2 separate regions of the Homo sapiens genome follow, and region 1 is linked to region 2. The links are chromatin contacts, found by Hi-C or POLR2A ChIA-PET in ENCODE. All regions are on one chromosome and are shown on one strand. Each heading gives the region's core, a stretch centred on a gene start or an enhancer-like site at or near the end of the contact. The rest is flanking DNA. Distances are from core to core; before and after follow the strand shown. Region 1 overlaps CAST (calpastatin). Region 2 holds the start of LINC01554 (long intergenic non-protein coding RNA 1554).

Region 1 (4,898 bases), core at 1,047-3,546, 830 kb before region 2:
ATGGAACTATATTGAAAAGCACAATTGGTGAACCACTTGTGTCATGCATCTGAAACAGAGCAAGCTTATGTCCCTGAAAGACCCCCTCTTTCCTGAATGCTCATACTCCACACAGAAATGTAGCCATCTAGAAAACCTAGCAGTCAAACCTCTTTGGTAGGAGTCCTCTTCATGAGGCAACCTATCTTTATTCCCCATTAGTGCCTCTCTTTCTAACCCAAGTCAAAGATTCCAAATCCAAATCCTGGAAACCAACTAAGCAGAAATCTGGTGCGTTCAGTGGAGTGGGCAGGGTGTGGGAGGATGGGTTGTGCGCAGGGTGTGGCAGTAGCATGCTGCACCTGGGGGAGTAGTTGTCCTAAGTACAAAGTGGCCTTCTTGGGGGTGGAGGTAAAAAAAGCCGCATTAGCAATCCTTGCTAAAAAATGGAGTTATTCCCTGCATCTCATTTCATACAGTGGATGTTCTGTAATGAATGAAAGTCCACTAGGTAGTGGGGATTTTACCAGCATTGTGCATATTCACCTGCCAAACAGCTGTAGGTCTGAGGAGATTTAGTTAGCAGGGACATAGATGAAGAGCAGGGCTAAGGACAATGTGCTCATCACAGCTGACAAGCTCTAGGAGTAGGCCAAGCTCTCCTTAAAAGAGTAATCAGAAAGAAATTTTGCCTCTCAAAACCACCACAGAGAAAGGCAGAGGGCATCATTACCCCGAAGACTGAAAAAGACAGATCTCATAAAATGATACAGAATAAGAAGAAAATTCAGACAAAAGTGTACATCCTTGATAGGAAACAAGATGGTATTACCTTCATGAAATGGAGTAAAGAGCTATAGATTGAGATGGAATGATAATGGAGTGAGACAAAGAGGTAAGAGAGGATAAGAAGGGGACACAAAGAAACCAAAAACGAAAACCAAAATTTAAACCTGTATTAGAAGTTTCAAAGAGCAGAATTTAGAAATAAAATATGTGGGGGGCAAACTTCAGAAACTCTCCTAGAGTGCAAGGGTAAATGTCAGCAAAAGAAAATTGTGAGGCAGATGATTAGTGAATGTCTAATGTCAGAATTACAGTAGTCTCTCTTATCTGCAGTGGATATATTCTAAGATTCCCCAGTGGGTGCCTGAAACTGCAAATAGTACTGAGCCCTGTATTCACTATGGTTTTTCCTATACATACATACCTATAATAAAGTTTAATTTCTAAAATAGGCACAGTAAGAGATTAACAACAATAACTAATAATAAAATATAACAATTATAGCAATATACTGTAATACAAGTTATGTGGATGGGGTCTCTCTCTCTCAAAATATCTCATTGTATTGTACCGTGGGTAACTGAAATCATGAAAAGCGAAACAGCTGATAAAGAGGAACTATTGCATATGTAGGTTTAGGAAGAAACAAGGGAAACCGAAACAAGAGTAATAATTAAAGAAATAATGAAATAACAGACATTCCAAGACAAATTAATAAAGAAAAACACATATTAATATATAAGTACATCCTGGTAGTATTTTTTTTTTTTTTTTTTTTTGAGACGGAGTCTCGCTCTGTCGCCCAGGCTGGAGTGCAGTGGCGGGATCTCGGCTCACTGCAAGCTCCGCCTCCCGGGTTCACGCCATTCTCCTGCCTCAGCCTCCCAAGTAGCTGGGACTACAGGCGCCCGCCACTACGCCCGGCTAATTTTTTGTATTTTTAGTAGAGACGGGGTTTCACCGTTTTAGCCGGGATGGTCTCGATCTCCTGACCTCGTGATCCGCCCGCCTCGGCCTCCCAAAGTGCTGGGATTACAGGCGTGAGCCACCGCGCCCGGCCCATCCTGGTAGTATTTTTAAATTGTAAGAACAAAAGAAAAAAATCTTGCACCAAGGCAAGAAAAATAGGCTTCCTAAAAAGTAAGTCAAAAGTAGGCTGCCTCAGACATCTCTGAAGCACAAAAAGCCAGAAAACCACGAAGCAATAGATACAGAATTTTGAGGAACAAAACTGTGACCCAAGGATGTTGTACAATTTTGTATTGATGGACTTTCTTGTGAGTCACCAACGAGAAAACATGCTTACATTCACACACTCAGAAAATCATCATTGTGCTCCCTCCCTGAAAAAAATATCTTAGAAAATACTCTGGTCAATGAAACAATAAATGAAAATTTCAAATGAAAAAATGGGGAAACCACAGTTGAAAAGAATCTTGTAACTTCCCAGAGTCACTTTAGCCTCCCAAGTCAGACTCAGCTCCCAAGTCGCACCCAGTGCGAGCCTGTGCTGGCCTCTTGGGGCTAGATATCCCGGTGAGCCAGGCATGACTGCCTCGGTGCAGCTTTTCGGCTTAGCTTTTCTTGGCACTGAGACATGAGCTTGTGCAGCCACAATCGACTCCCCACAACTAGTATGAACTCTCTTGTCATGACATAAAAGAATGTTAAAATGTTTGCTGCAGTACTCTTCTAGAACTTGCTAATGACAGCTAAATCACTTGTGGGAACACTGTCACAAATTACTTCTTGAATAAGAAGTAAATTTCTCCTCCCTTCAAAAACAGAGCACAAAATAATGAACATTAAATGCCATACTGAATGCCAAGGTGCTTGAATAATGGTTTTCTATATACTTAAATGCCACACACACTGATGGGTCTTTTTTTAATTGGAAAAGATTTATCTATCACAAAGCACATTATTTATCATTTTCAGACTAGGCCCTATAATGGTGTTCCTTTGCTATTTCTGCTTAAAAATCAAGATATGCAGCATTTCAGTAAACAAAATAAGCAAACAAAGAAAAAAGATGCAGGAAAATACACCAAGATGTACATAGTGCCCATTTCTCTAGGTGCTAGAATCCTAGATGAGGGTGTTTATTTTCCATTTTTCTTTTCTTCTTCTTCTTTTTTTTTTTTTTTTTTTTTTTTTGAGACAGAGTCTCGTTCTGTTGCCCAGGCTGGAGTGCAGTGGTGTGATCTTGGCTCCCTGCAACCTCCGCCTCCCAGGTTCAAGCAATTCTCCTGCCTCAGCCTCCCGAATAGCTGGGACTATAGGCGCCCACACCCACGACCACGCCTGGCCAATTTTTGTATTTTTAGTAGAGTTGGGGTTTCACCATATCGGCCAGGCTGGTCTTGAACTCCTGACCTTGTGATCCGCCCACCTCAGCCTCCCAAAGTGCTGGAATTATAGGCATGAGCCACCACGCCTGGCCAAGGGTGTTTATTTTCATTAAATTCTCTGGTACTTTCTAATTTTTTTCCAATAATTATATTTTAGCTACACAATCATTAAAAAGTACTAAAATTGGCATATATAATAATTATAAATACATGACATTATCGCGTTAATTTAAGTATATACACACAAGTTTAGAGCAGTAGTTTAAGCGGTAAGACTCAGGGTAATATTGTTTTTCACAAGTATGTATTACTTTTGTGATTAAAAAAGTCTAACTTTATTAAAAGAAAAAAGTAAAAAAAAAATGTTTGAGTCATTCAACATTGAATTCATGCATTCTAAAAGGAGGAGAGGTAAACACTGAGGAAAAGCATGCCACCAATGCCATTAGAGTAAGGAAAATGTAAAAAAACATCTTTTCCTTTAAGGCAGAATTTCCGTTCGCTTTTATTTGTGTTTTCTTTACTCATAAAAATAAATCCATTGTTAAATTTGAAGCTTTTAAAATTGGCTCTCTGAGATCATGCCCGTTTTATACTTTAAATTCCATTCCCCAGGACTTTACTGAAATATGTTGCTAAAAGATTCACACTCTCTCAGTGTGGCCGGATGTGTCAGTTTCATCCTTTAAATAGATTTGATTGCAGGTTTGGAAAGACTTATTTGTTCTACTGCATTTAAAGTTGCTGATGTTAAGTGTTTTCATTTTTCTTTTTCCTCCTCTCTAGTTATTTTATCTTTGGCTTGTTAGTCCATGCAACTTTTGGTCCTGTAATTCCTCTACATCTGAGAAAGAATTGAAAAATTCATAACAATTGGTATAAACAAGCAAACATAAATAAATTCTCTCAGACACTTACCTTACCCTATCCTCAAGTATTTGTATTTCAAACGCAGCATGACAAATGTATTAGCTTCAACATTCTATTACAATTGCTATAGGTAGCTGGGCGTGGTGGCTCACACTTATAATCCTGGCACTTTGGGAGGTGGGAAGATTACTTGAGCGGGGGAGGTCAAAGCTGCGGTGAGCCATGATCACACTACTGCACTCCAGCCTGGGTGACAGAGTAAGACCTCATCTCAAAAAATAAAAATAAAATTGCTGCAGGTATCTTAGGATTACTTAATGGTTGTGTGTTGGGGTAATATTCCAAAAAAGTAAAAACTATTGACAAATAGCAAGGGAGAAAGAACTCTGAAATTCACATGGCTACATTCATCTCCATGTGTGTTTTTGTTTGTTTGTTTGTTTTGAGACAGAATCTTGCTCTGTCACCCAGGCTGGAGTGCAGTGGCGTGATCTCGGCTCACTGCAACCTCTGCCTCCCGGGTTCAAGTGATTCTCCTGCCTCAGCTGCCTGAGTAGGTGGGACTACGGGTGCGCGCCACCTTGCCAGACTAATTTTTTCTGGTATTTTTAGTAGAGATGGAGTTTCACCATTTTAGCCAGGATGGTGTCGATCTCCTGACCTTGTGATCTGCCCGCCTCAGCATCCCAAAGTGCTGGGATTACAGGCATGAGCCACCGCACCCGGCCCTCCATGTATTTTTATATATGGCAATATAACGGTGGTTCTCACCTAACCCTCATCAATTTTTTCTTCTGGTTATACCCTCCCAAAGTCCTCCTCTGTGCCCTTTTCTGGCATCTCTAATAGAAATGTAGCAGAATAATAAAAAGAGAAGAAAAACTGTGAAGAAGATAGAAAGCAAATTTTCAA
Region 2 (4,891 bases), core at 891-3,390:
AGGGAGTGGAGCCCAGCGGAGTCCAGCTTTCCAGCCATCCCGGTCAAGGGATCAGCTAAGTCGGCAAAGCCATTTTGACAAGTCCAGATCAGATCAGCTGCTACTTGAATATCTCAAAGGACTCCAGCTGACTCTACAGGGAGCAGAATCACCCAGCTGAGTCCTGTGTGAGTTCCTTACCAACAAAAGTCATGAGATACCTTGAAATGATTGTTTCAGCCACGAAGCTGGGGTCATTTATTATGAAACAATAGATAGCTAGAACAGCTCTTACTAAATGTTTGCTATGGATGGATAAACAGATGGATGGGTGGATGGATGGATGGATGACTTAGAAGGGCCATTATTTTTCCTAGAGGAATAATGCTCAGAGATAAAGCAACTTGCCAAAGTTCCTGTAGTAAGCATTTGTCATTATTTCCTCCTCCCTTAGCATCTGAACCTCCTTCTCCTTTTGGAGAATTTTCTGTCTTATTAGGTAGAGCTACTTCAAATTACAGAAACAAAAATGCCATATATGCCTTTCCACAGCCTTCTTTAAAGCTAAGGTACAGGCCCGTGGTGCAAGATCTTCCAGTGAGACACTCCTGCCTCAGACTGTGAATCAGAAACTGGGGCAGGCTCCATTCCAGTGGGTGGGGGCAGCAGTTGGAGTCTCAGCAACACAGACCCTCCAGAAGCCCTGCAGCCACAGCCCCAGCAGCAGGGTCCTGTGTCCAGGCTTCCTGGTACGAGCCCCCCAGCCAGGTCCCATGTCTAGTGATATGAGCCAGAGTTGCTGTGCCTGGCAGCAGCAGGATCTTCACTGCATTGTGAATCCAGGCCGTTCTTCCTATCTCCAAGCTTGTCATCTCTCCCTCTTAGGGGTGGGGTGAGCTATGCTATCCTATCTATTTTTAATAAGTTCTTTCTCTGCTGAAAGCTAGGAACCCTGGCTGACAGTACCAGATGTGGATTTCTCATTCTAGGATGCCATGTTCTCCATGAATAATTTTCAAATGGTGTCCTGAAGGTCCTAGGGTTCTCCTGGGCATAGTCTGTAGTCCCAGCTACTAGGGAGGTGTGAGAATCGCTTGAACCTGGGAGGCAGGGGTTGCAGTGAGCCGAGATCACACCACTGCACTCCAGCCTAAATGACAGAGCAAGATTCCGTCTCAAAAAAAAAAAAAAAATTCCTTGGTCTGTTTGCTCTAATATTTTTGCTTTGGGTGGTATGTATTGTTGTCTTGTACAGTTTTGATCTTTCTTTTAATGTAATTTTCCTCCTTAAGTTTTGACCTTCTTCTGTCCTGTGAGCTCCTGTTGAAAGGGGGTATTGGCTACTCTGGCACTCTGCATCAGGAAAGGAGTATAAGGGAGGGAAGGTGGTGAGCCCCAAGCATTAGAACCACCATTCCTATTCCCATTTGCTAACATTCCCATTTGCAACTCCAGCCAAGATTTACCTTTAGCTTTAGGAAGAAGAGCAATAGGGGTAAGTGGTTTGTTGTCAGTTTTTAGAATCCATGCTTCCTTCTTGCTTCCATAGCTTCTTCAGCATTGCCTTGCAGGAAGGAGCTACAGCCACGCCAGTTGGACAACTAGCAGGAAGTGGAGATTCTGAATAAATGATTAATCAATTTCACCTAGCGGGACAATTAGAAGAGGAATAACTTACATGTGAAGCAGAGCTGGGTGCCAGCTTGTCATGGCCTGGACTGTTGGCTCTCTCTGTGATCCCACTGTGTCTGGAATTGGTGGGTTCTTGGTCTCACTGACTTCAAGAATGAAGCCGCGGGCCCTCACGGTGAGTATTACAGTTCTTAAAGGCAGTGTGTCCAGAGTTTGTTCCTTCTGATGTTCAGATGTGTTCGGAGTTTCTTCCTTCTGGTGGGTTCGTGGTCTTGCTGGCTCAGGAGTGAAGCTGCGGGACCTTCGCGGTGAGTGTTACAGCTCTTAAGGTGGCGCATCTGGAGTTGTTCGTTCCTCCCGGTGGGTTCGTAGTCTGGCTGGCTTCAGGAGTGAAGCTGCAGACCTTCGCAGTGAGTGTTACAGCTCATAAAGGCAGTGTGGACGCAAAGAGTGAGCAGTAGCAAGATTTATTGCAAAGAGCAAAAGAACAAAGCTTCCACAGTGCAGAAGGGGACTGGAGTGGGTTGCCAGTGATGGTTGGGGCAGCCCGCTTTTATTCTCTTATCTGGCCCCACCCACATCCTGCTGATTGGTAGAGCCCAGTGGTCTGTTTTGACAGGGCGCTGATTGGTGCATTTACAATCCCTGAGCTAGACACAAAGGTTCTCCACGTCCCCACCAGATTAGCTAGATACAGAGTGTCCACACAAAGGTTCTCCAAGTCCCCACCAGAGTAGCTAGATACAGAGTGTGGATTGGTGCATTCACAAACCCTCAGCTAGACATAGGTTGCTGATTGGTGTGTTTACAAACCTTGAGCTAGATACAGAGTGCTGATTGGTGTATGTCCCTGAACTAGACATAAAGGTTCTCCAAGGCCCCACTAGAGTAGCTAGATACAGACTGTTGATTGGTGCATTCACAAACCCTGAGCTAGGCACAGGGTGCTGATTGGTGTGTTTACAAACCTTGAGCTAGATAGAGAGTGCACATTCGTGCATTTACAATCCCTGAGCTAGACATAAAGGTTCTCCAAGGCCCCACCAGAGTAGCTAGATACAGAGTGTAGATTGGTGTATTTACAGTCCCTGAGCTAGACATAAAGGTTCTCCACGTCCCCACCAGACTCAGGAGCCCAGCTGGCTTCACCCAGTGGATCCCGCACCTGGGCTGCAGGTGGAACTGCCCGCCAGTCCCACACCGTGCACCCGCACTCCTCAGCCCTTGGGTGGTCGATGGGACTGGGCGCCCTGGAGCAGGGGGCGGCGCTCGTCGGGGAGGCTCAGCCGCACAGGAGCCCATGGAGTGGGTGGGAGTCTCAGGCATAGCGGGCTGCAGGTCCCGAGCCCTTCCCGGCGGGAAGGCAGCTAAGGCCTGGCGAGAAATCGAGCGCAGCGCCGGTGGGCCGGCACTGCTAGGGGACCCAGTACACCCTCCGCAGCCGCTGGCCCGGGTGCTAAGCCCCTCATTGCCCGGGGCCGGCAGGGCCACTCGGCTGCTCGGAGTGCAGGGCCCGCCAAGCCCACGCCCACCCGGAACTCCAGCTGGCCCGCAAGCGCCGCCTGCAAAGCCCCGGTTCCCGCTCGCGCCTCTCCCTCCACACCTCCCTGCAAGCTGAGGGAGCCGGCTTCGGCCTTGGCCAGCCCAGAAAGGGGCTCCCACAGTGCAGCGGTGGGCTGAAGGGCTCCTCAAGTGCCGCCAAAGTGGGAGCCCAGGCAGAGGAGGTGCTGAGAGCGAGCGAGGGCTGTGAGGACTGCCAGCACGCTGTCACCTCTTACCACTATCATCTTCGTCATGCAGTCCCTGATAGTCCTACCCTTGACCTCCAGAAGTTGATGCTCCAAGCATGAGGCAGGGGCGCCTAGAGTTCCTGACCTCAGTGACCTCATTGATTCCTGTGTTTAAAGTTTCTGAGGAACCTGAAGGCTGACTCAAAACTGCCTGAGATCTTTCTTCATCGTTCAGTTCAAACACAAGCCACAATTGCCTAGGCAAGTAGAAAGGGAAGGTAGATGTCAGCAAAAGCCTGGCTTGCCTGCTGCCACTGTAATGAAGACTGGCCAGAGAAGCACAGACAGGACCGAAGAGCTTCACGTTGTACAGAACAGCAGGTCTGGGAAACAATATGGCCTTGCTCGGTGATCACTTACAGAGAAGTGTCCTCAATGTCTCCTTCCTCAGAGAAACAAAGCCATTTCCTTGGCAACAAAACCCCATACTTGTGTACTTTGCTAAAAATTTACAGTGCAAGGCCAAGGCTGATTGCATGTGTGCACTCATGCTGAGCTTTCGAAACAGGCTTTGCTGATGCCCATCTGCCAACAAACCACCTTTTAACCCTGTGTCCTTAAAAAGCTCAGAGTTATAATTTTCAAAAGTTCTTAAGTTCGGCTGGGCATGGTATCTCACGCCTGTAATCTCAGCATTTTGGGAGGCCAAGGTGGGTGGATCACCTGAGGTCAGGAGTTCAGGACCAGTCTGGCCAACATGGTGAAACCCCGTTTATACAAAAATACAAAAATCAGCTGGACGTGCTGGCGGGTGCCTGTAATCCTAGCTACTCAGAAGGTGGAGGCAGGAGAATTGCTTGAACCCGGGAGGTGGAGGTTATAGTGAGCCAAGATTGCGCCATTTCTCCAGTCTGGACGACAGAGCGAGACTCTGTCTCAAAAAAAAAAAAAAAAAGTTCATAAGCTGGAGAATGAATAGTCTTTCTTCAAACTAAAAAAAATAGTTTTTATTTTATTCAAAATTAAAAACTATTTATTAACTTCAAAGACTTTGACTCTGAAGTTAGACCTGAATATGCCAGCCTTTTTCCCACTGGAGAAGCTCAAAATCTTCCCAACCATTCCCCTAGATGCCAGATGAAGTATTCCTGAACACATATCATTACTTAAAACTTGGGTTAGAAACATTCTGTTATTGAGATTTATATATTGTCATTTATGTATGCTCTTATAGAGATATAATTAAAATATTACAGAGACACATTGTTCTAATACACACAAGATACTGGTGAGTTACTAGATCATAAGGGCTATCACATATTATGCTTACCATGTGCTAAGCACTGTTTTAAGTGAGTTTTACACATACTAATTTACTTGGGCCTATCAACAAATATAACAAAGACCAGAGCTAATAAACAAAAAAAAGGATGGGCAGATGGATGGATGGATGAATGGATGGATGGGTAGGTAAGTAGCGGGTAATAATAGACTAGATCGATAGATAAAAATTAAAAGTTGAGGTCAGGAGCACTGGCTCATGCCTGTAA

Evidence for each region. Hi-C counts contacts between places; a loop is a spot of excess contacts on that map. ChIA-PET counts read pairs that join two places held with the same protein, here RNA polymerase II (POLR2A). Pooled maps may share reads with other maps.
Region 1: a loop to region 2 is called in a map of mammary epithelial cell, with 4 times the contacts of the local background. The contact joins the enhancer-like site here to the promoter of LINC01554 in region 2. A Hi-C loop is called at or near these places in 1 of 168 maps with a recorded cell type or tissue (mammary epithelial cell), 1 of 37 single-sample maps with no recorded cell type and 7 of 50 pooled maps. POLR2A ChIA-PET finds 5 or more read pairs at or near these places in 5 of 52 experiments (A673, MCF 10A, RWPE1 and 2 more).

The regions. Positions count from the first base shown.
Region 1 is chr5:96,678,379-96,683,276 of GRCh38, reverse strand. The region is part of intron 2 of CAST (calpastatin); the gene reads right to left. Among named protein-coding and RNA genes, the nearest start is that of CAST, 18 kb to the right of the region's middle. Within about 2 kb of position 2,296, at least 3 of the 41 ENCODE cell types and tissues checked have a DNase peak (open chromatin) inside an H3K27ac peak, as active enhancers do.
Region 2 is chr5:95,849,481-95,854,371 of GRCh38, reverse strand. It overlaps LINC01554 (long intergenic non-protein coding RNA 1554), which reads right to left and starts at 2,140. Exons shown (of 3, transcript NR_026936.1): 1 at 1,658-2,140. LOC124901029 (a long non-coding RNA gene) reads left to right here and starts at 1,667. Exons shown (of 3, transcript XR_007058876.1): 1 at 1,667-1,786. It overlaps LOC102724720 (a long non-coding RNA gene), which reads right to left. Exons shown (of 3, transcript NR_157807.1): 3 at 4,515-4,891.